Linked DNA regions of Mus musculus: region 1 is linked to region 2. The links are chromatin loops, found by intact Hi-C in ENCODE. Cell type or tissue: left cerebral cortex. All regions are shown on one strand. Each heading gives the region's core, and the rest is flanking DNA. Links, peaks and the distances in the headings are about the cores only.

Region 1 (12,539 bases), core at 3,082-11,081, 150 kb after region 2:
AGAGAGGACGAGATGGAAAGACAGCACACTCCTGACAGCCACAGTGCACACTGTGGCGTGTGTGCACGCACATGCACTTGTGGGGGCACACCCACACGCCCACGTACCCAAAGGCAGGTAACAACTAGGTTGTGGAGAAACCAGAATCTTCATACACTGCCTGATGAGTATGTAAAATGGTTTAGACTGTCTGACATTCAACCAAAATGCTAAAGAAAGAACGGCCAGCAACCCCCAAACGAAAACGAATCCATGCCCTGTACATGAACATTCAAAGGAACACTATTAAAAACAGCTGAGAGGGGGTATCAGCTCAAATGTCTATCAAAGGAATGTTAAGCAAAATGTGGTATCACCGCACATATTAAAGGGTTGGACCCCAGCTGGCAGATCTGGTCACAGTGAGGATCCTGAATGTTCTGACCTTATCAACATATTAACCCCTCAAAGGACTCAGAATAAAAGGCATAGGAGGAGGTGTGCACTGAAAGCAGGCCCCAAAGGACGTTTCCATTTGCCCCCCAGCTTCCAGGCTGACATGAGGGGGATCAGCTTTTTTCCTTCAAACCCCTCTGGCATGATTTCACCAGACACCTCCCCCTTCCCCCCTCCCCACACACCCAAAAGCACCGGTGAGCACCGATAAGCCAGCAGCCAAAGGCCTCCCTCCCTCCCTGGAGCAGCAGACATTTATCACCGTAATGAGGCAGAGGCAATGACTATACGGAAACCCCAGAGCCCAAAGCACCTGACAGCACAGCTGGTGATAATGACTGAGGCTCACTCAATTTAAGTTCCAGGTCAGAAGTCAGGGGTGCAGCTCAATGGTAGAGAACTTACTAGCACCAGGGATCCCCTGAACGTGAATTCCACTAGAAAAATAAAGTCCATTTGAACGGCAGCTAGTCACTCTGATTTGCGAAACAAGTAATGTCTAAGTTTAGCAACTACTGCAGAAACCAGGGCCTCGCCGCCCCCTCCCCCATTAGGCAAATATTTTTAAGAAAGAGTGTGAAAATGGTGGATATGAGGCAGTTCCTCATATTAAAAGGCCTTTCATTGATTCTCTCAATTAAATCAAAACAAACAAACTAAAACAACTTTCTATATCTAGCACCAAGAAAAGAAAAAAGGCAGACTCTTTGGCTGCAGTCTAATTATGAAGATGTTGGAATCTTCTTAAACATTACTTCATCTTTTAAAATGCCGGCTCAGGCAAAGTACTGGAAAGGAAAAATTGAACTGGTTCATATATGCAAAGCTCATACCCAACAATTTGTCCTTATTCTTAAGAGCAGCCTACGTGGGATAAGAGACCTCTCTATCTCACGTGGAAACCCCCCCTCCGCCCCCCATACTCTCCTAAATCAGGCCTAGCCTGTCCTAAGGTCCGGGAGGCTAAGCTGCGCGCCTTTCCTATGCAGCCGGTCCCGCAGATCACTGGAATAAAAACTCACAGGAGCCATCCGGTCTGGGAAGCCTAGGGTCACCCGAACCTGGTCCCCCGCTAGGCCTGCAGCTGACTGGACCACGTGATTGAGGCTCCCGGGGCCGGGGATGCCCCTGGACCACGCCCTGAGCCAAGCAGGCGTCCGGGCTCGAGCCTACCGCTCCACCAGGAGCGGGGGTCACCCTCGACTGTCGGAGCAGGAGGGGCGAGTCCGGATCGCCCTACCTGGGGACCCTCAGCTCACAGGCCGGCGGAGGCCTCCAACACATGACCATCGAAGGGCTAGCAGCGAGCGGCGGCGCGCTGATCCCTCATCCCTCGGTTCTCCCGCCCGCCCGGAGCCCGCGCCGGCGGCCAAGCAGCGGAGCGGCTGGAAGGGGCCGCGGAGGCCGCGCTCGCACGGCGCGCACGGGAGGCCGCTCAGGGCCCGCACGCGGCCACGCGCACATAACGGGGTCCAGTCTTCACCTAAGATCTCCTTGCGCCGGGCGGCGTGGGGCTGGTCCGTGTAGACCCATTCGAACTCCTCTCGGGACACGCGGCTACCCATGGCTGCGGCCTGTGGACCCGCTCTGCCTCCGGCTCGTGTCCGGACGGCGGCAGCTCGAGGCCCGGCTCTAGTCGATAAGCCGCGGGGACGCGGGCAGAGGCGGGGCCTCAGGCCACGCCCCGCAATGACCACGCCCCTCGTGGGAGGCGATGGGCGGGACCTGGGTCGGCAGCCAAGAACCTTGTAGGCTCACGAAGCCTGGGAAAAGGTGAAAAGAGAAGGAAAGATTTGCGGCTGGATAAGGCTCTCGCTTTAGCGCCTCAGTGGGTGGAGTACATGGGGTGGCTACCTCTCCTTGAGTTCGGAAGATCACTGGCTTTGATTAAGTGGCAACGAGCCCATATTTCGCTTAACTTTTAATAGCAAATTATCTGTCGAGCCCTGTTTGGTTGCCTTCTGGAACTAAAACCTCCAGAGATTTGGAGTGTGTGGCAACTAAAATCTAATTTTTAAAAAAGTTTTTTTTTTCTCTTTGCTTTTCTCTCCCCTCTCTCCCGTCTTCGCCCCTCCTCACCCCTCCCGCCCCATATGTTTGCTTTTGTTTCTTGAAGTAGGTTCTCACTACCTAGCCTAGGTTATCCTCCAGCCGGTGGGCCTGCCCTTGCCTCCCAGTGGAATTTCAGACTTGTCTGAACAATGCAGTAAAGAAAAGGGAAGGGAGAGATGGGGTGGAGTTGGTGGTTCTGATGTTTCCCTACACTAATGGTTGCTCAATCATGCATCTTCCCGTGTCACAGAAGTGATCACCCGCAACTTCCTGTGGGAGGCAGGGGAGATTTGATTTCAAAATGCCTATCATTTCTTCACTTACGAGGTTTAGGGATTAGAGGTGTGGCACAGAGTTGGAGCACGGGCCGAGCAGGTGGATGGACTAAGAGCCCTGGCTTCTCCGTGGAGCCTGGAAGTGAAAGGAACTGCTAATTAAGATTAAGATTACAGGATTAGGGATTAGCAGACCAGATGACTTTCCTAAAGAAGCCAAGTGGTCATGAGTATAAATCAGACACAGACACACACCACTGCACATGCATACCACAACGGGAGAGGTGGGGACACAGAGAGACAGACATCCAAGTCTGACAAGTCTTGGAAGTACAACTGCTCATGTATAGAAAACTACAAACTACAGAGGAATCTGCTAAACTATGGGATACCATCAGCAAGATCTCACTGTAGGAAACGATATGGGAATTTTGTGTTCTCTAATAAAGGAGAAAAAAAAAACCAACAAATTAACAGGGACTTAAAGGATAAACTAGCCAGCTGTGATGTATCAGTCTTATTTATTCTGAAGGGTTAAAATGATGTGATGTTATTTAAAGATCTATCTATCTGGGTGCAGTTGCTTTCAGAGGCCAGAAAAGGGTGTCAGATCCCTTGGAGCTGAGTTACATGCCGTTGAAAGACACCCCACCTTCCATGGGTGCTGGAAACTGAACTCTGCAAGAGCAGTAGGAACTCTTCAAATACGGAACCATCTCTCTAGCCCCTGATGTGATGCTATTTAATTAAAGTATCATCTGGGTAGGTGAAGGTATTAAGAAATTCTTGCCGGGCATGTTAGCCCAGTTGTGTGTGATCCCAACTGAGCAGAAGCCTAAGGCAGAGATCACAAGTTCCAGGATTGCCTTGGTTACAGAGCAAGTGCACCGATAAAACCCAGCCTCCTCCATATACACACACCCAACACAGATAAAAGACTTGAGACAGAGTTCAATGATAAAGTGCCCAGTAAGATGCTGGGTTCAAAACCCACCACCACCAAATAAATAAATTAAACAAATAAATAATAAAAAGAAAAAAACCCAAAACCCCTATGATTTTTTATAATAGTGCTTTTCTCCCAGAGGTTCACACTAAAGGAGAAAATAAGACAACTGAAGTAAAATACATATTCTAGCTATATTGTGTTGTGCTATGCTATGGTACTGCCTAAAACTGTAAAAGGCTGGAGCAGAAAGTGAATTCTGTCCATGACAGGGCCTCTGACTGACACACATATGCCTAGGGCCTGGAGCAACGAAGGCTCTTTAGGGGTATAGCGGCCTGCAGGTTGGGCAACAGACTCCAGCCATGCAAGCTCACACTGGAGTTGGGTGTTTGGTGATGCCGGTGATACTCATGTTCCTGTAAGTATCACCAAAGAAATTGTTGGTGCACTGTTGTAGTTTGAATATGTTTGGCCCAGGGAGTGGCACTATTAGGAGGTGTGGCCTTGTAGGAGTAGGTGTGGCTTTGTTAGAGGAAGTATGTCACTGTGAGGGGTGGGCTTTGAAAGACCTTCCTGGTAGCTGCCTGGAGGTCAATCTTCTCTTGCTTGCCTTCAGAACAAGATGCAGAACTCTCAGCCCCTCCAGTGCCATGCCTGCCTGGATGCTGCCATACTTCCTGCCTGGATGATAATGGACTGAACCCCAATTAAATGTTTGCCGTTATAAGAGTTGCCTTGATCATAGTGTCTCTTCACAGCAACAGAAACACTAAGACATGCGCCAAGCTGGATAGAATTATTTATTTGGGTTGCTGCTGTTTCTCTATCTGGAGTAAACAGAAATAGCTTTCCCAGAAGTCTCCCAGCAGCCATACGGTGAACTTGACACATTCTTTCATATAATTTTAAAAAGAATTATTTATTTCATGTATGTGAATACACTGCAGCAGTCTGCAGACACACCAGAAGAGGACATCAGATCCCATGACAGATGGCTGGGAGCTACCATGTGGTTGCTGGGAATTGAACTCAGGACCTCTGGAAGAGCAGTCAGTGCTCTTAACTGATAAGCCATCTCTCTAGCTCTCTTTCATATAATTTAAATGTTTCCATTATTTGTTTGTTTGGTTGGTTGGTTGGTTTTGAGACAGGGTTTCTGTGCAGCCCTGGCTGTCCTGGAATTCCTCAAAGTCAAAAAATCTTCCTGCTTCTGCTGCCCAAGTGCTGGGGTTAAAGGTGTGCACCACCACCCAGCTGCCCTCTCCTCTCCTCTCCTCTCCTCTCCTCTCCTCTCCTCTCCTCTCCTCTCCTCTCCTCTCCTCTCCTCTCCTCTCCTCTCCTCTCCTCTCCTCTCCTCTCCTCTCCTCTCCTCTCCTCTCCTCTCCTCTCCTCTTTCCTTTCCTTTCCTTTCCTTTCCTTTCCTTTCCTTTCCTTTCCTTTCCTTTCCTTTCCTTTCCTTTCCTTTCCTTTCCTTTCCTTTTTCTTCTTTTTCAAAATGTATTTCTTTTGAGCCATGGTCTCATGTACCCCTGGCTGGTTTGGAACCTCTGTGGAGATCAGACTAGCCACAAACTCCCAGAGACAGCCTGCCTCAAGAGTGCTGAAATTTATAGCATGCCGCACCAGGGTGGGCTAAGCAGTTTATTTTTATGTCATTTCAAAAGCCACTCAGTTGAAATCTAATAATGACACTGGCAAGCATTAGCCTATGGGAACTGCTCCTGTAGAGAGTTGAGAGCATCTTACATCCCAGTCGCCTGCTGGCATCCTGTGTGCCATACGTTCTCCAGTCTGAGTCTGCACACCAACCTATCTCCCATACAGTCCTCTTTCTTCCTTCTGGGGGTCTGGCCTCTGGGGAACACCTTCCCTTGGCTGAGTTACCTATCCAGGAGGGGTTCAACAGCCTTCTGTAAGTTGGTCTTTAGGCCTGTGGATTTAGATACTTCACTTAACAATTAATTAGTTGCTCATCTAACTGCTTAATCTACATACTGTAAGAGGGTCACCCAGGAAGCTTCACACTCTCTTGTTTTCCCAAGAAAGCCAGACAATTATTCATGCTTCTGTCTCCCAATTCACCCTCCGTGTAAGGGGAAAAGTATGTTGAAGAAAAAAATATATATGATGGCCTTAACAAAAACCAGAAAATTGGTTTGATAAAAATTAACTGTCTTTGACATCATCAATGTAGGAAATCTAACAACTGCATTTCCGGAATAAAATAAAAGAATTTTGCAAGACAACTTGGTGGAAACTCATGTACAAAACTACTTTGTAAGCCAGGCATGGTGGCACATACGTGCAATCCCAGCACTTGGGTGCTCCGGAGAGACCAGGGGTTCGAGTTCAGCTATTTAGTAAGTCTGAAGCCAGCCTAGAATACAAATGTCTCAAAAATGGATTTTATTTGTTTTTTTTTTTTTTGTTTTGTTTTGTTGTTGAGACAGGGTCTCATGTAGCACACACTGGCCATGAAGCCACTATGTAACTGAGGTTACACAAGGTTAAAATGGTAACACTCCATCTATTCGAAGGTCACTGATGGAGTTGTGGTGTTCAAATCCTCAGGGAAAGACCAAAGACTGAGACTCAATTCATACTTAGAGTAAATGAATTTACTTCTGACTGGTAGGAGAAAGAAGGCAGCCTTAGAGCCAAACAGCATGTCATGTGGAAGGGAGCTGAAGGAGGGGTTTATAGAGGTGGACATCTAAGGTGGACATCACAGTTATCTATGAACTCCACAGCTGTCTTACCCTCCTTGGTTGTCTCTCTTCTGCTGTAATCAAAAGATGGCTTCATTCCAGAGCAAGTGGTTAAATGCCTCACAGCGGGAACAGTATTATGCTATCCTGATATCACCTGCAGGTAGGATGTGAAAGCCACCCTTGGCAGTGCACATCTGTCCCCCCTGTACTGAGAATGTAGACGTGTGATCAGGAGTTCAAGGCCACCCTCAGCTCTATAGCAAGACTGCGGAAGAACAGGACTTCAAAGGAAAGTCAAGACAAACCATAAGGTGTGGGGAGATATTTCTCATGCTGTGGTCAACAAAGGACTCGTATCAGGAAGGGCTGGCAAAAAAGACTCAGTAGGCAAAGGAGCCTGCTGCCAGGCCTGATGACCCGAGTTCAATACCCAACACTCTCCTGGTGGAAGGAGGGAGAGAAATGACACCTACACATTGTCCTCTAACATGGATCTCTCTCTCTCTCTCTCTCTCTCTCTCTCTCTGTCTCTCTCTCTCTCTCATACACACAGACACACACACACAGACACACACACACGCTAAATCATGATAAAATACACGAGCTTCTAAGAACTGGTAAGGATAATATGGGCAGCAGAGCAGGAGAAAAGAATGAAATGAAGAATTTAGCAGAACAGGGAATGTTGTAAAATCTCCGTCATAATCTAACTAGAGAAAAACAGAAGGACATTGCTCAAAACTCATCTACTACACAAGGAATCTATTACAACATGCGGATTACGCAGCTGACGGGTTGAGAGCCAAACAAGGGACAGAGAGGACACTGTCCCTGGGTTGGAAGGCCTCCTCCTCAGTAGGAGACAGTAGGACTTCAGCACCACCCAGTGACAGCAGAGCCACAGAGGGCCTGCTGGGAGGAGTTAGCGCAGGGAGAGGATGGGAGAAACCCCTGGTTTCTTCTCGCTCCCCTTTCTTTCCCATTAACCAAACACAGACTGAATCCAGCTGAGGGGGGACCATGAAAAACTTCACGGAAGGCCTGCCTTTCTGCAGCACAGGGCAGGAAAATCCAGAGGAACAGATCTGAGAACCAGCAGCCACGGGTGAGTGCAAACTGTCCGGGGTAGTGTGGGAAATGTGTCTTTTCTGTAACAGATACGACAGAGGAGTTCAGTTCTAAGTAGAGAAATTTATTGTGGCTCACCGTTCCATCAGCTTTCAGCCATTCTTCCTTGATCTGCTGAAGCACAGCATGTCATGGAGCACACAGCCCAGGAGACTCTTGTCATGACAGCCAGCAAGGGGAGTGGGACAGAGGGACAGAGACAGACAGACACAGAGACCCAAAGAGAGACAGAGACACAAAGAGACAGAGATTCTAATAATCCCTTCAAGAATTTGCTTGAAACTCCAGACTTTTAACTAGATCAACGAGGTTCTGCTTCCTAAGGAGCTGAGGACCAAGCTGTCAACAACAAAGGGGCCTTTAGAAGAGAGTCAGCCAACTGTTCCAGACAAACTCACACTACAGCATGCTTAAGAAACTCACTTCCAGAGTGGAGGTATAAGAAGCTCTTTGAACACCCCTCCCCTCCACCCCAGTGCCTTCAGCAGAACTATAATACAGAACTGGGTGTGACTCTGGGATCTGTAACAGGTGTCTTCGTGCCTTCTTACATATCTAACTGGGGGAAAAGACAGTGGGCCGACCACTGGCTGTGCAGAAAGGTTCCCTGAATGCTTTGCTCTGTGCCAGACTCTAAGCATGTGGGGGGTGGGGGTGGGGTGAAGGTAGTGAGGGTTGATGGTGCTGGGTATTGTTCCAGTCTGGGCATTATGAAGACTTCAAACTTGATCCCTTGGACCCCCCAAAACCCTGAATGCATGCAGCTCCTTTGGTCTCTCCAGGTTGGAAATACTTGCATTGCAAAATACTGTAGACTTTATTCAGAGGAAGTCTTCTCAAAGAATGGGGGCTAAACAGATCTTGGCTATTCAGGGAAAACAGCCTGCCCTGTTTAACCTGGCTGATCAATAGAGCGTACATCTGCATTCTAAATGTGTGCATTACACAGATGGAAGATATACAATGCCCCCAGAATGGGGAGAGAGAAAATAAAAAGTCTCCAGAAATGTTCTGGGAATACACAGAAAAATATGTAAATATTTATCTCAGAAAAGTTGAATCTCAGCAAGGAGAGTGACTGTCCCTGACATCTGAGCCAACCCCCACTGGACAGAACAGAGTCTGCATCCCAGGCAATGTCCTGTTCCTTCAGGTAACCCGCATGCCCATGCGTTCACGCTCCTGCTTCCCCATGGCGACCCCCTTTCTTTCTATCTCACCTCCTTGTTCCTTCCTGACATCCCAAGCCTGGGGACCTTTTCTCTGTCCCCTCTCTTCTTCCTAGCCCACGCTGGGGGCATCTTTTTTTTTTTTTTTTTTTTTTTTTTTTTTGGTTTTTCGAGACAGGGTTTCTCTGTGTAGCCCTGGCTGTCCTAGCTGGAACTCACTCTGTAGACCAGGCTGGCCTCGAACTCAGAAACCTGCCTGCCTCTGCCTCCCAAGTGCTAGGATTAAAGGCATAGGACACCACTGCTCGGCCGGCTGTGGGCATCTTTATTAACCAATCAGATTAAACTCTTAAATTTAAGAGGCAAGGTTCATACAACAAAAATTGGTGAACTTGAGGATTTGCTCTTCTTGGGGACAACCAGATCTTGAGATACAGTCTTTTAGCATTGGAATACATAGCAGCCACCAGACCAGCCCCAATAGTTTTCAGCCAAGAACTACAATCTCCCTGGAGGGATAAGATTGCCAGTGAGTCCAAATTGCAGTTGCTAAGTTCCAGGGAGGTGGAGCCAAGCAGTCAAGTGCTCCTCTCACGCCCCCTGCCCTGATTCAGTGGAGGCTCCACACCAGCAGTGCTGGACTGGGAACAATCAGATTCATCTTCTCACCCTTTATAAATCTTCACGCTTTATAAAATAGGGATGTCCTGCAGAAAGGAAGTAATTGCTGCTCTTGCCTTTAGGTTCAGAGCAAGAAGTCAGAGTTTTACCCACGAGAAGAGGCAGACCCATAGACCCAGAGGGGCTCGGAGGAACATCCTAAGGAACAGATCCATTTCCAGATAGCATTGAGGGAAATTCTAGTATTCTAAGGATATATGCAAAAAACAAAACAAACAAACAAACAAACAAAACCCCACCCTGTACATTTCAATAGTTATTCCCTAAGATATCTCAATAAAAGCTTCAAAGATAGTAAATAAAACCAAGGAGAGGAGGGCACTCAGAGTTAAACATCTGTGATTGCATGTAGCCATTGGGGACCTCGGCTGGAAATTGTTTACCTCTTGGCGGTTCTCAAGCACGTCGGGTTTCTCCCCGGGCGGCTCTGGTTTACTTTCCTTCACAGAGTCAGGACAAGGATTTCGAAGAAAACTTTTATACAAACAGGCTCAGACCTGGAGCAGGCAGGCCCAATTTCAACTCCAGAGCCAGCCTTTTTAGTGGAATAGAACAGCATAAAATCTTTTTAAAAATATTATTCATATGCTAGTTTAGTGTGGGTTTTACTCCTGTCAACAGACACCATGACCAAGACAGCTATTATAAGGACAACATTTAATTGGAGCTGGCTTACAGGTTCAGAGGTTCAGTCCATTATCATCGAGGTGGGAGCACGGCAGCATCCAGGCAGGCATGGTGCAGGAGGAGCTGAGAGCTCTACATCTTCATCTGAAGGCTGCTAGGAGAAGACTGTTTTCAGGAAGCTCAGAGTTGGGTCTCTAAGCCTACCTCCAGAGTGACACACTTCCTCCAAGAAGGCCACACCTACTCCAAGAAGGCCACACCTCCTAATAGTGCCATTCCCTGGGCCAAGCACATTCAAACCATTATATTTCCCCCACTTACACCCCATAAGGTTGTTCAAACACATGAGTCTATGGGGACCATACCTAGTCATAGAATAAATGCTAAAACATTTAGTCCGACTTCAAAAGTCCTCATAGTTTACTATAGCAGTCTCAACAATGTAAAAGTCCAAAGTTCAAAGTCTCTTCTGAGATTCATCCAATCACTTAGTTATAATCTCCAAAGACAGGAAACCAGATGACTAACTCCAAACTCTGCATCTCCATGTCTGATGTGAAAGTGTGGTCTTCAAATCTCCAACTCTTTTTTTCATCTTTGTTGACTGCAACAAACTTCTTTCTCCTGGGCTGGCTCCAGTCTCTGTTAGCAGCTTTTCTTGGCTCAGACCCCTCAGCTCTGGCATCTCTAATATCTTGGGGTCCCCAAGTCAACTTCAACTTTACAGCTTCTTGTTCCAATGTCTGGGATCCACATGTTATCTTCTGGGCTCCTCCAAAGGGCTTGAGTCACATCTCCAGCTCTGCCCTCTGTAGCACTCTAGGCTCTGTTTGATTCCACTCTACTAATGCCATTCTTCTTAGGGGCCATCCCATGGTACTGGCATCTCTAATATGCTGGGGTCTACCGCTGCAATTAAGCTTCACCAATAGCCCCTCATAGGTTCCCTCTATGGTGCCAAGCCTCAACTTTTTTTGTATGACCCCTTCCTTTTGGGCCTTCAACTGTAACTGAGGCTGTACCTTCACCAATGGTCTTCCCTGGCCTTTCACAGAGCCAAGCCTCAGCTGCTCTATAGGCTCTTACACATTACCAAGTTCAGCTACTAGCATGAAGTCCAACCTTGGCTGTCTCTGGAACATAGCCTCTTTGTACTTTCAGATACATATCTTCATATCTTAGAAGATTTCACCTCAGTGATTCCTGTCTCTTCCTAATCACCACAAATTTCTTAGCTCCAGCTAACCTGCATCAATTGTCTCAGTAGTCCTTTATATTCATGAATCTAAAGACAGAGCCGTGCTGGAGAGATGGCTCAGTAGTTAGGAGCACTGACTGCTCTCCCAGAGGTCCTGAGTTCAATTCACAGCAACCACATGGTGCCCCACAACCATCTGTAATGGGATCTGATGGTCTCTTCTGGTGTGTCTGAAGATAGTTACAATGCATTCATATAAATAAATCTTAAAAAAAAAAAGGCAGAGTCACATGGCTGAAGCTGCTGAGTTCTGCTGTTTTCTGGAACTGCAACATGACTCCCTTGTTCTGTTACATTATCACCAGCTTCCTGTTTTCCCACTTCTTCACTGCCTATGTTTGACTGTTCTGGAATTTGCACTGTAGGTTGACCTTGAACTCAGAGATCTGCATGGGAGCCAACTCTTAGCAGAAAGCGGCTGTCATCTCTGCAGCCATCGCGGGCTAGTTACTTACAGGTGGTCCTTTTCCACCCTGATGAGAGACTTGCTTTCCTAGCCTGATGTTTTTGCAAGAAGCCCCCCACAGCTGAACACACTCTGATAACATCTTGTCTTTCTCCTATACATCCTGGACTGTGGTTAAGTGTCTCCAGCTGCACTCCCCAGCTTGTGCTTATATATACCCATAGTTGCCTTCCAATAAACGAGACTTGAGACTTGAGCAGACAGTCTTGTTTCTATTCTTCATGTCTCTTGCCCCTCCGTCTCCACTCTTTCTCTTGCAGACCTCGTTGACTGACCCACGGATCGGGTCAGCTGTGTCTCCTGAATGCTTGTATTAAAGGCCTGTATTACCATACCCTGACTTAAGCTTTTCTTCAACTAGAACTTTCTCTGTCCCAGGCTGGCCTTGAATTAAGAGATCTGCTTGCCTTTGTCTCCTGGTAATAAAGGTGTGTAACACCATGCCTGGGCCAAAGCTTTTTGTGGCCACTATTCCTCAAGATCTGGATCAATAGCCTATGTCTTCTGGCATTAAGATCTGGATCACAAGTCTTCTCTCCATTTCTGTATTGTAGTTCACTTCGGGTTAAAAGTCCAAATGAGAAATTCTGTTGGGAGAGAACTGGTCTCCTAGGAGTGCTGACACACCTGAGAGCACAGGTGAGACCACCACTTTTGCTCAAATTCCTGGCCCAAGAGGGACCCAGTGAACATAGTGGAACATGTGTCCTTATTACATGTTAGAGCATCTTCTGAGTATATGCCCAGATGTCCTTCAACAGAGGAATGGATACAGCAAATGTGGTTCA
Region 2 (12,539 bases), core at 2,636-10,635:
TCCACATCTGCCTGGGGAAAGTGGGTAGACATCTTGCAGAGTTGATTTTTTTCCTTCCATCATGTGGATAGTGGACATTGAATTCAGGTTATCAGGTTTGGTGACAACATCTTTACCCACTGAGCCTTCTCTCCCAGCTTTGTGACACAGTCACAGGCTCATGGTGTCACAGCACTGACATTTTTTTTTAAAACCTGTTCTCACATTGATCTCCTTTTGCCTTGTCTCCTTAGAAAGACACTTGTGCCAACCCAGGACAGCCCCAGGATAATCTTGCCTCTTGATCATGAGTTCGTCTTGGCCTATAAAGATGTGGTCACAGGTTCTAGGGCTTAGGATGTCATTAATCTTCTGGGCTATTCAGGCTATCACAGATATCTTTTGTTATAGAGAAACTTTGAAGTTTTGAATCACAGTTGTCCTTTGGAACTTGTGGGACTGCACTTTCAGTTACCAAAATCCACACACACTCAAGTCTTACCTGAGATGGTAAAATATTTGTATATAGGAAAGCTGAGCAATGGCTCCCCAGATTCCCTCTGACTACCCACTTCTGACAGTGCCTGAGCACCCTTGTCCCTCAGGAAGTCACCTGGGCAGTAGGGGAGTTAGGCACAAAGGGCTGCTTGTCAGATATGACCAGTCCACATAGACACACGCAGAACCCAGGTGGTGGGTGGGCACAGGCTCTGAACTGCATAGCCAGGCTTTGAACTCTAGGAACACCAATCGCAGGCTCAGGTAGCCTGGCTGATGACTCTACTGTGGCATAGAACTCTCAGACCTCATGCTTGGCATACAGTGGGCACCTGCCTGACATAGTAGCCCTGCTCAAATGTCCATCATTATTACTGTAGTAACATTTTTATTGCATTTAATTGTGGTTGTGTATTGTGTCGCTATGCCCACACCACCAGGCGTGTGTGGAAGTCACACAGCTTGGAAGAGTTGGCTGTCTACACCATGTAGGCCCCGGGAATTGAACAAAAGTTGTCAGGCTTGGCAGCAGGCACATTTATCCACTGAGCTGTGTCATGAACCTCACTGTCAGCTGCCATTGTAGACGCCTGTCTCCCCACCTCTTTGTGGCCCCCATTGTAGACTTATAGTACTCGCAGTGCTGGACAGGGAGGCGCAGGAGACAGAGCCCTGGGTGGGGACAAAGTATGTTGTTGCCACTTTGTCTTTTTGCAGAGTGGGCCTCAGTCTCTCCCTTGCAAAAGGGATTCAGAAGAGAAGTATTTGCATTGCAGAGAGAAGGTGGGCCCTGCCTGGATGGGAGACAGAAGGGCTGAGCAGGACACTGGTTCTGGGTCTGGGGCAGAAGTGGCATGTGGGGCCGGAAAGGATGCAGGAGGTGGATGGGGACCTTCTCAAATGTCCTGGAGCCCCGGGTTGCTCATCTGGCTCTCCCTCCCTCCAGAGCACTCAGGCCTGCCGATGCTGCTTTCCCCCTGCTGGACTGGTCCTGTCCCAGTACCAGGACCTGCTCTGCTGACACGCATGAAGGATGAATAAAAGGGATGAATCCGGGATCCATTTCAACCTCCAGGGACCTTGGCCTTGGCCAAGTCACTTGCTAAGCTTCCATTTCCTCTCCAGAGAATAAATAGCTGGCATCCCCTGGGACACAGCAGCCGCTTATGTGGTGACAGCAGAAGTGCTGTCATTGATGGTATCATGGGCTATTGGGAAGAGCAGAGAGCAGCTTTCATGCCTTGGTTTCCCCGCAGTCCGGTCATGTTAAACTTGTCTGTCCTGGCCACCCATTCCCACCAACCTTCCACAGTGTCAAGTCCTGAAGGCAGGCACTTCATCCTGCTGTGTCCTCAGGGCCTGGCCCATGGTAAGTGCTTTGTAAAAGTGCCTATTAAATGGATGCATGTGACCAGTGGCCAGCGTCTCACTCAGCCTTTCTCCCTTGAAGCACTTAGAGGAGGACGCTCCGGGGCTGGTCCGAGGACTTAGCATGTAAAGGTGAAGCCGGATGCTCTCAGTTCAGCCCCTAGAACCAGTGTGGTGGAAGAAAAGAACCAACCACCACACAAACGCTCACATACCAATAAAGAAAATGCTTATTCAAAAAAGGTATGCTTACCCTCCAGGACTTAATACAGCAACCCCACTTGGTGGTTGTGTGTGTACATGTGTGCGTGCATGTGTGTATGTGTGCATGTGTGTGTGCTAGTGTTCTTTAGTAAGCTCTTACAAGGTGTTCCCTGCGCTGTCTCAGTATTTTCAGCCTCAGTGGCAGACACCATCTCCTACGACGACGACAACATGAGTAGGTGTGCTGAGGCTTTAAGAAAAGCCATTGGCCGAGAGGCCCCACTTAGAACCCAGGGTTTGAGGGCAGCACAGGACGGTGTCCTTCCAGCCCACATCATCTCCCTTTCTAGTGGGTCACTGCCTCTGAAGCCCACAGTTAATGAGCAGTTAAAACATGTCACTCTGAGAGTCTGGCAACTGAAGCTGGGAACCAGCCGTGATGGCAGACTGAGCAAAGAACCCTGAAAGCCAAAGCCCAAGCTGCGCGAGACTCCCCCTGCTCAGGCTCTGTCGATGGTGGGCAGCAGAGGCGGTGGCGGCGGCGACAGAGGCGGCGGCGGCGGCAGCAGGGAAGCAGAGGTAGCAGAGGAGGAGGAGGCTGCGGCAGCGATGACGGTGAAGTTCAGAGGAATGTGCAACTTCCTAGACAGCTCTCAGAAGAAACTAGGCCTTGGGTCATTGCCCCACCCGCCCTGCAGGCTCCCTCTAAGTAGCTGTTTCCTGGGAACAGTCTCCTCACACCGCATTGGCTCCTGTGGGATATTTATAAGCGACATCAGAATCACGGGTGTTTTTTTCAGATAGCTGGCTTGCAGATGATGATGGTCATACCGAACTTGCTCAGCCTCGAGAAGCCAGGATGGTGGCCAGGCTCCAGTGACCTTCTAACTGGGCGGGAACTTCTTGAGTTCCCATGTGAAGGGCAGGCAGATGCCGTCAGCACCTACTCACAGATGCAGACCTTGAACCTGAGATGTGTAGCCTTACAGACTCCAACCCTCTCTTCATTCAGCTGGGGACCCTAAGGGAGTCCCCCATCTGTTAGCCAGTAGCCCCTAGAATCGAGTGTCAGGTTGCCCTGAAGATTAATGGCCCTAAAGTGCCCCCAGATGAACTCCATAAAGGATGGTGTCGTCACTGAGGGGAAAATGGAAGCCCTTACATTCAGCTCCATAATGCCCTGGGGATAGAGGAAATGAACCCAAAGATTCTATCCATCAGCCTGTGCGACCTCTGCCTCTGGCTTGCCCACACATGTCATCTGAGTGTATTTATGTCACCTTATTAGAGACTACAGCACGAACTGTATTCTTTTAAATCTGCCCTTTAAAAGCTAACGGGTCAGAGAATGAATCGTCTGTAGCAATAAAGCGGTAATATATGATGACTCGGGGAGCAGGCAGATGGCGAAAGACGGCTCTTGTCAGTCCTGGGCTCAGAATGCCGCGTGGGGCTGCCCCTGACCAGAGGACTCAGGAAGATTTGGGGATTGGGAGCGTGTATCCTGGTTGACCTAGGTGAGGTGACAGAACACAGAAAGCAGATCCACGAATCCATGTCAGGTTGCTGTCTATCAGCTTAAACTCCTGCTTCAGGGGATCCAGCGCCCTCTTCTGACCTCCATGAGCACTGCACCAAAATGCACAAACACACAACCCCCCACACATACACATAAATGAAAAATAATATACAACATTTTGTTTGTTTTTGTCTTGTTTTTCGAGACAGGGTTTCTCTGTGTAGCCCTGGCTGTCCTGGAACTCACTTTGTAGACCAGGCTGGCCTTGAACTCAGAAATCTGCCTGCCTCTGCCTCCTGAGTGCTGGGATTAAAGGCGTGCGCCACCACGCCCGGCTAATATACAATATTTTAACAAATGTGGTTGTGAAACTAGAGAGAAGGCTCAGGAGTAACACTTGCCGCTCTCTCAGAGGACCAGGGTTTTATTTCTAGCACCCACATGACAGCTCACGGCCATCCATAACTCCAGTTCCAAGGAGCTCACAATCCCTCTTCTGGGCTCTGAGGGCAGCAAGCACTCATACAATGTCCTTACATATATCAGGTAAAAAACTCATATACATTAAAATCTTTTAAAATGTGATTGTAGTGTCTCCTGCTCTGTCTGGCCAAATCCTATTCATCTGTATTTTCTACAGACTTGAATTGCCACTCTCTTCCCACTAGGTTGTTGGGGTCTGGATTTGTAAAGCTGTATCAAACTGTGTGTGTGTGTGTGTGTGTGTGTGTGCAAATACACTGTGCATCTGCACACATGTGCATGCTTGATTGAGTGTGTGTACTTGATCTTTCATGTTGGAGTCAGAATTGGGAAAATAAAAGATGGTGGGAAGGGGGACCCACCCCATCTCTCATCTCTGGGAGGGTTGGGCTCACTGCTAATCAAGCAGCCCCCTGGGGTGGGGGGAACTGTGGTATCTGAGCTGCCACCATGGTCCCTTAGTGCCAGCACTTCAATTCATGGCTGAAGCATTCTACACACAATCACCCCAGCATAGAGGAAGACTGGCCATGCAAACGTGTACAGGCTGCCTTTCGGAGCCATCCACTCCACCTCCCAAGGGCTGCTTCAAGCCTTCTCCAGCAGCCTCTGCTGCCAGGTTCCAGTGTTGGGATGTCCTCAAAGAGCTTGTTTCCCTGGGCTGAAAGTATCTCTCTCTCTATTCTGATGTTTGTCGAAGAAAGAGGTAGAAGAGACTGTGGACAGGCTCAGTCTGACGGTCACTGGGAATGAGTGGCGTCATTGTTGTGAAAGATGGCGTATGCTTTCGCTTGTGAACTCCCCTTCTTGTGGTAGACTGGCCACACCTGTCATTTGTGGCTGCCATGTGTGTCCAAACCATTTGCACATGTGCTCACAGTTCCCCTCTGGTTCTGGGTGCTGAGCCTTGGGGGTCAGGGAGGGGTCCTGGCTCATGTTCCCGCTAGACCTACTATTCCTATGGACTGGAGGGTCCCTGCGAGAAGGAGACTTGGGTGACAGTGTCCCTGTGAATCCCTATTTCTGGAGACACGGCAGGTCCCTTGCCCATGTCGGTGAAGCTGTATGTAACCTGGGCCTTATGCCTTTGAGGACATTTGTGACCTTGCTGGTGCCCCACCTGCCCACCTGCTTCTCCAGTGGCTGGCGACCCGTGTGTCTCACTCCCAAGAGAAACCAACTTTGCAGAAGCACACAGGCTCCAAGGTGCAGGAACTGCCTTGACTCAGTCTGAGACAGATCTTGCCCAAGCTGAGAAAGAGGTTGGCCCAGGCAGTATTGCCTTTCCCCAGTCAAAGTCCAGGCTGGGCGATTAGGACCGTGGGCTGGGCTATGCTGATCCCACTGGCCAGGCTGGCTGGGGAAATTAGCATAGCCCACCTGGCAAGGGCAGGGCAGGCATCCAGCCACCCTGAGGCGTGGGGCACCCGAAAGTCTCAGGGAGAACAGGAGCCACTGAGCTGGAGAGAGGGAGAGGTGAGCTGGGTTCGTGGCTGTAACGGTGCTGGAAGACCGGTGCAGCTTGACCCCAACCTTGGCTCGCTTACAAAATGATAGATCAGCGGCCAGAAAGCTATTCTGGAGTCAGAAAAGATCAGGAAGGGGCCTCCTTCTAAGTAACTTCTGGCTAAACAGGGTGACCATCCCTTAGCCATTTTCCACTCGAGCCCTCTGAGGCAGAAGCCTCCTACGGATCCAGCTACCGCCCTTGGCATTGGCATAAGCCAGGTGACTGCTCCAAATGAGCTGCTCCCTCAAGGCTCTGAGTTGCAGATTGGGGCCCCGGGTGGGGCTCAGAACACACTTATATCGCCACCTAGTGGGTACAGCAGGAACTGCAGCCCATCCTCACTCTAGACAGGGTTCCCAGAGCAACCCAAGACACAGCCATGAGATACTGGACTTAAGTAAAACAACAACAACAGAAACAAATGAGGCTCTGGGAGGTGAATTTTCCAAAACTAGCTGCCAGGCGGCAGAGCCAGACTGGAAAACTGCTCCTAACACTGGACAATGTTGCTTTTCCTACTTCCTACTACGAAGGAGGGTAGATGTCTTTCTGAGCTACAATCACACACCACTACCTTCCATATGGAAGCCGTTGTTCATGCATTTGTTTATGGCTTACCAAGGTATGCAAGGCACTGTGGTGGTCCCCATGGATACAAGGAAGGTAAGAATTCTTCCCCAGGGAGCCACTGAAGAGGCAGACAATAAACCAGTAAGCGAGCACACACAACTTCAGTCCTGGAGAGAGAACATTGGGTGTTGGGGAATCTCACTTAGATCTGTGAAGGAGAGCCAAGCTGATCCCTAAAGGTCACAGGGTCACTGTGCTCAAATTTGGGGGAGAGGAACATTTGGTGAGGAAGCTCAGAAGTGTGGAGACCTCAGAGTGGGTGATGTGCCATTCCCCAGAACAATAGGGTGAGGAGCTGGAAGGGAGGAGTGTGCTCATGCAGACCCTAGAGGAAGCGAGGGCTGGGATTCCCAGTAACAGGACACTGGGGGGACGACACAGGGGACTCATCTGGCTTGCGTGTCTTCTAGGAACTCCACAGGGGCAGGAAGGATGGGGTACAGTGGGGCCAGGTTGGCCAGAGAGACTCCGGGATAGACATGACCGTGGGTCGGAGACTTTCAGAACGCAGTAAAGCAACGTATTTGCCAGGGATTCTCTGTGCCCTCTGAGTTTGTATCTGGGCCGGCGCCTGCTGGCTTCCACTGCTAAGGCAGAAAGCCAGAGCTGCAAGGATCGTAGTCCTGGATGATAAATGATGCTCACTGGCTGTGACTTCAATCCCTTTCATACTGGGTCCCTGAGCCACCACAGAAGAAGTCAATGACTGCCATGTTGTGAGGAAACACCAGGAACACGTAGCAGCCATTCTAGTCCACAGTCCCAACTGGAGCCCTCTCCGGATCTCCGCTTCTGGCCGTCTCATCAGTCACCCTAGCCCTCGAGGCTAGCGCACAGAGGCAGTGGGCTCAGTGGCCCGTGTGTCACCGTGCCTGTGCCCTCTCTAGCTGCCAAGTCCGCGCTCTGTGCTTCCTCCTTTCTCTCCCCAGGTTCCTTTCTCCCCACGGAGACAGTACCAAGGCCCGAATGGCCTCCTCTAGAACACCTCTCTGACGCACCCTCTCTTCCCAATACGTGCCATCAATACCTTAGAGGAATGGGTCGTGTGTCACAAACATTGTGGGATGTTTACCACCTGGACAGTGGGGCAGATCCTGGGAGCAGACCAGGATGTCAGAGCAAACACTTTCTCGGAGAGGCGAACGAGAGGAGCAGGAGAACAGCACAAGGTTGGGAATCACACCAAAACAAACAGCTGGGTGAATAAACCCCTTCTCTACCCTCCAAGAGCAACTCGCTTGAGGATTGATTTGATCATCAAGGCCAGAGGTGGCACGGTGGTATGCCAGCCTCTATCACTCAGAGCTTCAGCCTGTTAACTCAGCTAAACCCCCGACAGTGCCAAGAGATAGGAATTGTTATTGTTAGCACCATTGTCGTTGTCGTCGTCGTCGTCATCGTCGTCGTCATCATCACTCTGCGCCACTGCCACCACCATCATCACCACCATCATTTTTACAGCAAGAGGAATGTGAATCATGGAGGGATTACATAAATAAATAAAATTAATTAAATAAAGTCCTGAGTTCCCACAGGACAGAACCTTGACAATTTTTTTTTAAAGCTCTGGTATCAGCTATTGAACTTTTAAATATCCCATGTAATAACTGAAAGATTCTGTCACTGAAATGGAAAAGATTGTATGAGAGACCAACGTGGCTCTGTCAGCCAGGTTCGCTGATATAAAATACCTGAACTGGATCAACTTGTAAGGCAGGGCAGTCTGTTTATGCTCCTTGTTTCAGAGAGCACAGAACATCACGGTGGGAGCATGCAACTGCGGAAACAGCTCAGCTCACCGGGTCTGGGAGGGCAGGACTTGGGAGGTGGAGGCAAGAGGACCTTGAGTTTGAGGGTAGCCTGAGGACGAACTTACACCCCCGTCTCAAACAACCCAAACCACCAAGCAAAAAACCTAAAACCCCAACCATGACATCGCCTCCCCCTTCTTCACCTCTACCGCTATCCACAGCACCCGCACAGAGCTCCATCACAACACGACCACGCCTTTCGGAAAACACCACGCTCTTTCAGGTTGACTAAACCTGGGTGAGTGAGATTCCGGCTCTACCACTCTTAGTTTTCTGATCCAAGATAGGTTGACTTGTGGAGAGTTCTCTGCGCTTACGATGTACAGGTCGTCTAATCTTTGGGGGACTTGGGTTCCCTCCAATGCAGGGAAGGAAATGGATTCAAAGACACAGAGTTTTATTGCTTTGTGACTTAGTAGGACTCACTGCAGGCAGGCAGGTCCAGGATCTCTCTTCCCATTGGCGCATTCTATTTGGAGCCAGGATCTCTCTTCCCATTGGCACATTCTATTTGGAGCCAGGATCTCTCTTCCCATTGGTGCATTCTATTTGGATCCAGGATCTCTCTTCCCATTGGTGCATTCTATTTGGAGCCAGGATCTCTCTTCCCATTGGTGCATTCTATTTGGAGCCAGGATCTCTCTTCCCATTGGCGCATTCTATTTGGATCCAGGGAAGGAAAGAACACGGATCTTGACTTGGTGCCAGTTCCATTTTCAGCCAAACTTCAAGCGTAGGCGGGTCAGGTGCATAGTTGTTCCTTGCTTTGGCGCCGCCTGCTGGAGACAGAGACAAAGTCGCTTAAGGCCCAGGAGTTACATTATGTTGTGGACAGACATCCAAACCCCTCTACAGTCAGCTATTGCTGTCAGTGGGGGCTCTGGAAAGGTTGAAGCTCTAGCTTCATCATTTACCATCACTCTGAGGCCGGTGGAAAGGAAATCACCTCTCTTTGCCTCTGTGTAGCTGTAAGCTTTGGATTGGCTTGGTTCTCACTCCTTGAGTTGTTCAAAGGTCTGAGATATGTTAGCTGAGCACTTACGGTGCCTGGGAAACAGTGAATGCAGTGCATTATGGGAGCAAGTGGTGGAGCTAAGCTGTTCCCCTCATGCAAGCCAGGGTCCCAACATCCTCATTTTCCCACTGGCCAAGGTTCCTTCCACAATGCTGTACCTCCCGTAGGTTGTACCACTTCCGACAGTACCACGGGACAATGCTCTACCTTCTGAGGTCAAAGCTTTCAAACAAAGACGTGGCCATTGTGGGGGACATAGAAGATCCAAACTACAGCACACTCCAACTAAAAGGAGAGCACCGTTTCTCCCTCTGAGCTGTTTTAGCTCTCATGGTTACTGACCACATTCTGGCTAGGCTCCTGCTTCTCACTGCCTGACATTTCCCCTGAAGCATGCTTCCCCAATTTTAACAGGATGCAGCCCCCCCCCCACACTGCTGCTTCCAAGAAGACAGTTCCTGACACTTATCCTTTTTAGGGCACACTCAAAAACCCTTTGACTACAGCATTATTTCTTCTCTAATTTATTCCCAACTATATGTTACATATTAACTTGTTGATTCCTCCTTCTCCTCCTTCTTCTACTTTTTTGGTTTTTTGAGACAGGGTTTCTCTGTGTTGCCCTGGCTGTCCTGGAACTCACTTTGTAGACCAGGCTGGCCTCGAACTCAGAAATCTGCCTGTCTCTGCCTCCCAAGTACTGGGATTAAAGGCGCGCGCCACCACCGCCTGGCTAGAGATGCAGTTTTTTTGTTTTTGTTTTGTTTTTTATCTGATGGGAATCAGAGACAGAAGAGCAGGTCCTTGGTGCTCTCTGGGCCTTGATTCTTTTCAGCTCAGAGGTGGGGCCAGGTGCTCCAGCAGTGAGTCGGTGTCTTGTCGAAAGGGAGCTGGCCCCTTGGTTTCCAGAAAGGTCCACTCAGGCTTCAAAGGCAGGATGTGAGGAAATGCCTTGTTTTCAAGTTGAATATGAACCCAGCACATACGAATTCTGATCTCTTGGGAGGACCTCTTTGTGACTGAGAATCAGGCTCTCAGTGACTGTCCTCTGAGGGTCCGCATTTGAACTTAGGGTGTGAGGGTGTGGCTAAACCCACTTTCATGTTCTGGGTCTCCTAGGACAAAAGCAAGGATGGTTGGCAGATGGTGTACCTGCTGTTCCGCACTGCCTGGAGGAAGGAACAGGGGCATCTGACCAGAAAAGGGACCGGAATTGTGGGCTCTCATGTGGAACGTGACAGAAAGGATGAAGTGTAGCCCAGGCAGGCTAGGGCCTGCCACGTGTCTTCAGCAGCTTAGTATGCTGCTGTGTCCTGAACAGCTCCTGAGCCAGGCTGGGCAGTGCTGAGAGCTCTTGCTTATGTGTACCCTGGAGCTGCTGTTAGGATGGCTCATGGTTAAGTTTCATTCTAAATTGGTTATAGTAAAATTGTACGGAAGGGGAAGCTTTCTGGATTTTAGAAACAAATCCCCACGGACTTCCAATGACCCAGTTAGAGCTCCCTCTTGGCTTGTGAGCCTACTGAGGGGCTATCAGGTTAAAGGATTTTCTGTTTGGTAATTTTTCACGAAATTTCCTCTCCCCTTCTTTGAATGTGTATGAATATATGTGTGTGCATGTGTGCCTGTGTCTCTGTGTGTGTGTGTCTGTGCATGTGTGGCTGTGTGTATATATAGAGCTGTATATATGTGTGTGTGTCTATGTGTCTCTGTGTGTGTGTGTGTGTGTGTGAGTGTGTGTGCCTGTGTATATGTGTGTCTATGTGTGTGAGTGTGTGTGTGTGTGCCTGTGTATATGTGAGTGTGTGTGCCTGTGTATGTGTGAGTGTGTCTCTATGTGTGTGTGTGGTCAGGATGTCCTGCAGGAGTTCTGTTAGCATGCACAGGGCTGTGCACTCCCTCGAGTTAAACAGAGCCCACAGCCCACCAGGGGGAGGCCTGAGCAGGGTGTTTTCTGTGTAACAGTCCAGGCTGTCCTAGAACTCCATCTGTAGACCAGACTGGCTTCGACCACACAACCTGCCTCTGTCTCCCGAGTGCTGGGATCAAAGGGGTGTGCCGTCACAGCCCGCTTGCTAATGAAGACCAGATGCTGCTAATGGCCTGAAAGATCCTGACAGAATGTAAAAGGTCACAGAAGCCCTGAAACTGGCAAAATAGATTTAATTGTTAGCAGAACTAGCTTCACTGATTTAGAAAAATAGAGGTGCACAATGCTCTGGCTGCTCTTTGAACACATGTGTCTGCCAATGTTCTGACCGTTCCTTGAATCCATGTGTGTGCCCACTGCTGCACCTCACTGCCAGGTGTTTGTGATATTGGTTGCTGAGAAAGAGTCAGAAAATCTCCCCAGCAACCACAGCTGGGGCCAATCCGGGGTGCATCTGCACCAGACTCTTTCCTTGTACCCCTCCCATACCCATTTCTTGAGAAATCATTTTAGAATAGACATTGTTTAGATTGGGAAATCCCCTATTCCCCTCTTCTCCTTCCCCCCCCCCCTGAGGGCCTATAAAAACTGGGACCCCTTCCCCCTCGGGATCGACTCTTCTACCCCTGCATGGGATATGAGTCGTCCCCAGAGCTCTGGCTTTCCCCGAATAAAGCCTCCTGTGGTTTGCATCAAGTTTAGTCTCTCTTGAGTTCTTGGAGGGTCCACTATTATCCCGAGACTTGAGTGAGGGTCTCCCTTCGGTGGTCTTTCATTGGGGGCCAAGAATGCAAACTGTGAACACAGGCACAAACGCGGAGTCCATAGGTGCTACCCTAATGTTGCCACCATGGCCCTGTTCCTTTTTGCTGAGTTGTTGTAAACCTCACCTCTGAGCATGCTGTCAGCGGTGAGGGGACAGAGACAGGGCTACACATTGTCACCCTGAATAACCTTAAGAGTTCCTCTAATGTTTTAGGAGCCTCCACTCAGGCCAAACTGGGATTGGTGGCTTCAATGCAAAAAAGAATTAAGCCAGGCGTGGTGGTGCACGCCTTTAATCCCAGCACTCGGGAGGCAGAGGCAGAGGCAGAGGCAGGCGGATTTCTGAGTTCGAGGCCAGCCTGGTCTACAAAGTGAGTTCCAGGACAGCCAGGGCTATACAGGGAAGCTCTGTCTCGAAAAACCAAAAAAAAAAAAAAAAAAAAAAAAAAAAGAATTTCAGGCCCAGGCAGTTTGAAGCAGTGTTGAAGATCTTTTTAAAGATATCTGAGGCTAGGACATTGTGGGGTAAGGAAAAAAGAAAGACTCACCCAAGTGTGAGTGTGGGCTCCCCAAGGGAGTGTCACAGCAGTAAGCATGTGTACGTGTGGTTCCCAAGGGACATCTTAGAAGACTGCTTTCCCCTTTTCCTTTTGACACCTGGGACTGTGAGGCTTCAGGGGCAGCTCAGTTGGAATTATAACTTGGTCACATAAAACTAGATGCCATTAAAGTTGTTCAAGGGATTTTCGGGGCGGGGGGAGGTGCATGCCTTTCTTTGTAGAATCAGGTTTCTGGTGGATTCCTAGAAGATTCCAGAAGAGAGGAAG

The links. A loop is a pair of places that touch in the nucleus more often than their neighbours do. Peaks named below come from ENCODE experiments on the same cell type or tissue, not always from the same donor. Only the 100,000 strongest peaks of a DNase experiment are listed, where the experiment ranks them.
Region 1: a loop joins it to region 2, with 2.3 times the contacts of the local background. A loop is called at or near these places in 4 of 42 quality-filtered maps.

What each region holds. Positions count from the first base shown.
Region 1 is chr1:182,280,704-182,293,242 of GRCm38, forward strand. Degs1 (delta(4)-desaturase, sphingolipid 1) reads right to left here and starts at 2,098. Exons shown (of 3, transcript NM_007853.5): 1 at 1,919-2,098. The coding sequence starts at 2,000. In left cerebral cortex, for the core only: a CTCF peak has its summit at 7,311; a DNase peak (open chromatin) is centred at 7,361; H3K27ac peaks cover 406 bases.
Region 2 is chr1:182,134,722-182,147,260 of GRCm38, forward strand. No RefSeq gene overlaps it. Among named protein-coding and RNA genes, the nearest start is that of Gm33725, 16 kb to the left of the region's middle. In left cerebral cortex, for the core only: CTCF peaks have their summits at 3,661 (motif pointing left), 5,877 (motif pointing left), 6,079 and 8,789 (motif pointing left); a DNase peak (open chromatin) is centred at 5,868.